2 separate regions of the Homo sapiens genome follow, and region 1 is linked to region 2. The links are chromatin contacts, found by Hi-C or POLR2A ChIA-PET in ENCODE. All regions are on one chromosome and are shown on one strand. Each heading gives the region's core, a stretch centred on a gene start or an enhancer-like site at or near the end of the contact. The rest is flanking DNA. Distances are from core to core; before and after follow the strand shown. Region 1 has its middle 18 kb from the start of PDCL3. Region 2 holds the start of CHST10 (carbohydrate sulfotransferase 10).

Evidence for each region. A loop is a pair of places that touch in the nucleus more often than their neighbours do. ChIA-PET counts read pairs that join two places held with the same protein, here RNA polymerase II (POLR2A). Pooled maps may share reads with other maps.
Region 1: a loop to region 2 is called in a pooled map, with 3 times the contacts of the local background. The contact joins the enhancer-like site here to the promoter of CHST10 in region 2. A Hi-C loop is called at or near these places in 3 of 37 single-sample maps with no recorded cell type and 11 of 50 pooled maps. POLR2A ChIA-PET finds 5 or more read pairs at or near these places in 5 of 52 experiments (CD8-positive, alpha-beta T cell, SK-N-SH, activated B cell and 2 more).

The regions. Positions count from the first base shown.
Region 1 is chr2:100,579,448-100,582,147 of GRCh38, reverse strand. No RefSeq gene overlaps it. Among named protein-coding and RNA genes, the nearest start is that of PDCL3, 18 kb to the right of the region's middle. Within about 2 kb of position 1,292, at least 12 of the 41 ENCODE cell types and tissues checked have a DNase peak (open chromatin) inside an H3K27ac peak, as active enhancers do; they include CD8-positive, alpha-beta T cell, where a contact is called at or near this core.
Region 2 is chr2:100,416,265-100,418,964 of GRCh38, reverse strand. It overlaps CHST10 (carbohydrate sulfotransferase 10), which reads left to right and starts at 1,297. Exons shown (of 7, transcript NM_004854.5): 1 at 1,297-1,591. RefSeq lists silencers at 1,192-1,641, 1,652-1,801.

The DNA of each region.
Region 1 (2,700 bases), core at 43-2,542, 160 kb before region 2:
TCTGTGGAGAGCATTTGAGGCTAAATCAAAGGTGTGCTCTAGCATAGATATGCAGTTGCTTTGGCCGTGAACTAAGAGGTACTACCAGCTTAGGATGTCTTTCTTTCTTTCTCTTTTTTTTTTTTTTTTTTTTTTTTTTTTAGACAGAGTTTTGCTCTTGTTGCCCAGGCTGGACTGCAACCTCTGCCTCCCAGGTTCAAGTGATTCTCCTGCTTCAGCCTCCCAAGTAGCTGGGATTACAGGCGCCCACCACCACGCCCAGCTAATTTTATATTTTTAGTAGAGACAGGTTTTCACCATGTTGGCCAGGCTGTTCTGGAACTCCTGACCTCAGATGATCCACCCTCCTCGGCCTCCCAAAGTGCTAGGATTACAGGCATGAACCACCGCGCCCAGCCTAGGGCCTCTTTGAGAACCTGGTTTGAGAGGATTTTAGACCTGATGTAGCATGAGAATTAGAACTACAAACCTGCATGAGGGAAGGCTTGTAGTTGGCATCTCAGAGACAACTATGTTCTCTTCCAGCTAGTGCCAGTTTCCCCTAACACTGAATGCAATCTTTTGGGATTCCAGCTGTTTGCACAGAGACTTCCTAATCAGACCCCCAACTTAGGCACTCCCCACGCTAATCCCCTGTCACCTGGGCCCCACAAGTCCATCCTAATAGAAGCACAGCATCACTAAGATTTGGTTTGTATCCCTAGGGAGAAAAGTTGAATGCCCCCTTACCTTCCTGAAGTTCTGCTTTCACTTTGTGTTTGGCCTCTCAGAATGTTTTCCTTTCTTACCAACTCAGTGAAACAGTTAAGAACATAACATTTAAAAATAAGTTTTCTCCAACAGCTTGAGTCATCATCAGGTGGGTTTTTTAGTGTTCCTCAAGTGCTGGAAATGGAAGTCCAAAAGCCGGGCCCATGAAGTTACTGAAAGGCAATGGTGACAGCTAGAGGCAGGGAATACAGAGTACTCTTGTGTTATGTCAAGTAATTCAGCATCGGGCAGTAGAAAGCTAGAATGAATGTTTTGTTTGAGGTTTTCTTTGACGGGTGGTTTTATCAGGAAATGCATCAGCTGCTACTAACAGAGACCAAGACGGAAGTTACGTCTTTCCTAATGACAGAAGTCCAGAGAGGACAGTCAAGGGCTGGGATATAGTGGCTCCACAGCATCTTTGGGAATATTGTCCTTACTGCTTTGCCTCTATGTATAAATACCTCACGGCCCACGCAGGCTGCAGTCGCATGCACACTTCCGTCAGAAAGTAGAAGGAAGGGGGTTAAGCCCACAAAGGGCACATGACAGTTGTCTGTTCCTCCTAGTAGCAGCTTGCCCAGAACTGAACTCCCAGCCAACCACCCACAGCTCAAGAGAGGCCGGGGTTTACTCTTCCAGCGGGTCCCATTGCCACTGGAGTAGAGGGGGAGAATCCTGGATACTGGTGGGCAACCAGCACTCTCTGCCACAGGACCCTAACACTGTTACTACCTGAAGGCCCCATGTCCAGGGAGAAGCGGAAATCAAGACGGATGATTACTGAAGCAAAGAATGGGGTAGAGAATGTGGTCAAAAGCAGAGAGGGAGGGAGGGGACTTGGAAACAGGCACATCTTCACTTGAGACTGACAGCCACCTGTCTCTAAGGTTATATCTGTGAGTAATAGCTGGTTTCTGTAAGCAGGACAAAAGCACTTTCTTTTTTTTTTTTTGGAGACAAAATTTCACTCTTGTTGCCCAGGCTGGAGTGCAGTGGCGCAATCTTGGCTCGCTGCAATCTCCACCTCCCAGGTTCAAGCACTTCTCCTGCCTCAGCCTCCCAAGTAGCTGGAATTATAGGGCGCTACCATGCCCAGCTAATTTTTGTATTTAGTAGAGATGGGGTTTCACCATGTTGGTCAGGCTGGCCTGGAACTCCTGACCTCAGGTGATCCACCCACCTCGGCCTCCCAAGGTGCTGGGATTACAGGTGTGAGTCACTGTACCCGGCCCCTTTCATGGGAGCATGTTTCTCACGCAGGCGCTGCAGTCACAACACTTGTTGCCTGCCATACCTGAAAGGTAGTTGGTCAAGATTTGGGATTATAGGCTGGGCGCGGTGGCTCACACCTGTAGTCCCAGCACTTTGGGAGGCCGAGACTGGTGGATCACGAGGTCAGGAGATCAAGACCATCCTGGCTAACACGGTGAAACCCCATCTCTACTAAAAATACAACAACAACAAAAAAATTAGTGGGGCGTGGTGGAGGGCGCCTGTAGTCCCAGCTACTCGGAAGGCTGAGGCAGGAGAATGGTGTGAACCCAGGAGGCGGAGTTTGCAGTGAGCCAAGATCACGCCACTGCACTCCAGCCTGGGCAACAGAGCAAGACTCCGTCTCAAAAAAAAAAAAATATATATATATATATATATATATATTTGGGATTATATAAGAAGGTTGAGTTTAAAGCTGGAGGTAATAAATGCCAAAAAAAAAAAAAAAAAAACTTTTGGCCCTCCCTGATGACAGAGGGACACCCTTCTAAATTGCCCTTCCATCTCTCTCATAGATGCCTTTCATAGCCAGCAGAACTGTTTTTTTTTTTTGTTGTTTTTTTTTTTTTTGAGACAGAGTCTCACTCTGGCACCTAGGCTGGAGTGTGCAGTGGTGTGCTTGGCTCACTGCAACCTCCACCTCCCGGGTTTAAGTGATTCTCCTGCCTCAGCCTC
Region 2 (2,700 bases), core at 48-2,547:
AGTTTTATTAGAGACAGGGTTTCTCCATGTTGGTCATGCTGGTCTCGAACTCCCGACCTCAGGTGATCCACCTACCTCCGCCTCTCAAAATGTTGGGATTACAGGCGTGAGCCACCACGCCCGGCCTAGTACCACATTCTGTAGATGAGAAGACTGGGACACAGAGAGATGAGAGTGTGACAAGGTCAACAGTCATATGCAGTGACTAAGGCTCTGAATCCACGTGGTCTGATTCCCAGAGCCTTGATCCTTAAATCCTGCATAATATGCTGCATCACATCCAAGCTTCACATTTACTTACTTCTTTTCTGCCGTGCACGTGTATCGATTCAAATCCTCAAAGGGAAACCCAATGTCTCATCTCAACCACAGGGCCCCAAAAAAGGGCTCAGTAAACGTCTTCTGCATGAGGGACAGAACCTTTAAACCATGATTAGTAATGGGGCTAGAAGTGAAATACTCAAACAGCCAGCTCCCTCAATATTATTAACTCATTAAGGAGGGAACCAATAAAAAAGAAAAAAAACAAAAACAAAAACGCTTGTTCCTTGAAAGCTTTGAAAAATTGTGTGTGTGTGTGTGTGTGTGTGTATACATACACGTATCTATTTTACTTGTTTGCTAAATAGACACAGATATAGTCGGGTAGTTAACAAACATGTAGGTTGTATAAAAATAAAACTAGTTTATCTTCTTTGGGGCAATAAAATCCCAATACCTTTGAGGTTGACTCAGGCCTTATCCATTTCTGCAGGTTAAGAAGTTACAATTCTTCAGGTCTGTAAACTGGTCAGGCCGTTATCATTGTCCTTCGTTAATCCACTGTACCTAGACAACAGTTACATCCCCAACCCGGACAGCCAAGGGGGTTCTTTAAAGAATAGAACGTCCCCCTTTTACTAAGTAGGCTTATTAGAAAATGCTAGAAGTTACCCTTAACGCAAGCAAGTGGCCTTTTTCCAAGTTGGGGATTTAAGAAATTTACTTATCTATTTTTTGTATTTTTCCAAGGTGGTTTTGTGTGTGTGTGTGACTTTGTTGTTGTTTTGGTTTGGTTTTTTGCCTTTTTCCAAGTTTGGGATTTTTTTTCTTTCTCAAAAAGCGAACCTGTTTTCTGGATGGAGGCCCAGCGGGACTTGTTCCGGCCGCAGGTCTCGGTCAGAAAGAACGCTTTTGCAGCGGCAGAAAGGGAGACTCGGGATCCGGGCCTGGGGTCCCGCGGCCGCGCCCCTCCCCACTCCCCGCGACCCGCTGGAACGCGCACGGCCGGGGACGGCGGCGGGGACGCGCGCGGGCAGGCGGCGCGCACGGCCGGATAGGCGCGAGGGGGCCGCGTGAGGCGGTGCCGGCGTTCTGGCCCCCAAAGCCGGTCTAGCGCGCCGGGCGTCTTCCTTACTTCCGCTGCCGCCGCCGCCACATCCCGGGACCCGACGGGCCGCGGCGCGGAGGCCTCGGGGCAAGGTGGGGCGGGCCTCCCGAGCTCCCAGGACCCCGCGCGCTTCGCCCACAGGCCCGGCGAAGCCCGACCCGCGCGGCGCCCCCAGGGCCAGGGGAGGAGCCTAAGGACCCGGACGAGCGCCGCTCCAGTAGGGTGAGCTCGGGGACGCGCAGGCGGGTGGGTTTCAGCGCCTGGGCCCCTCTCCCCGCCGCGGGGCGCACGGAAAAACCGGGGAACCCGCGGGTTTTGTCCTGGCGAGCCACATCCCGGTGTGTTTTGGCGACTTGAAGACCTCCCTAGTTCGCGGGAGTAGCGGGAAGAGCCTTCCTCGCGTTAATTATGCAATAAGAAGGCGTCCTTGTGCGGGATGCTGTGACCCGCGGAATTATTGATATTGTGCGAGCCTACAATTTACTTCTTTCATCCTTGGCTGAGAATTTGCGTTTGTAATTGTAGATGGAGAGAGGAAGAAAGGGTTCAGCTTGGGTCCAAGGAGCATGCAGAGGAAGGCAGGGAAGAAGGAGCATGTGCAGCTTCGGTGCGAGGGGAGTCAGGGGTGGGAATGCACGTTCCCTGCCTGAGGGGCCCCGGGGTGCCCTGAGCCTCTGATCTTCGCTGTCAGGAGGCCTGTCCGAAGTTGGAGGTTGAGGCATGCAGTTCTGCACTTCTGGCTGGGAAGGTGAACCAGGTTTTCCAAAATGTCATTTTTGCTTTCCAAGTCTGCAAGGCAGGAAAGGGTTGGGCAGTGAATGGAAAGTAGTGCAGCCAGGTTCTGGTTAGCTCAGCGGCAGGACTGTCATAACGGTGGGTTTTTGTTGTTGTTGTTGTTGTTGTTGTTTTGTCTGAAAACCAGAGTCTGGGGCTTTGGGCCATGAGGAGTTGGGTTATTGCATTGCTTAGAGTGCCAGAGTGAGAAATGTCTCAGACGCTGTTAAAATTAGGCAGCTCAGTTTAGCTCTGGCTCTCTGATAACCAACCACCTCCTCCTTCACTCTTTTCAGTGACTGGGTTAAAATGAAAAGACACAAAGAGAGAAGTGGTCTTTTCCCTTCCCTCCCCATTATAATTAAGAGCTTAGTCCATCTTGGCTCAGAATTGGAATTCAGAATTCAGAATTGCTCTTGACCCTGAAGAATAGAATCTCAAAGAAATACCTGAGCAGAAAATTCTCTTCTTCGCTGAAATGAAAATTGGAGTGTTTGCAAAACTGAACAAAGAAAGGAAAGAATTTGTAAACATCACAGGCAACTTGCAGTTATATT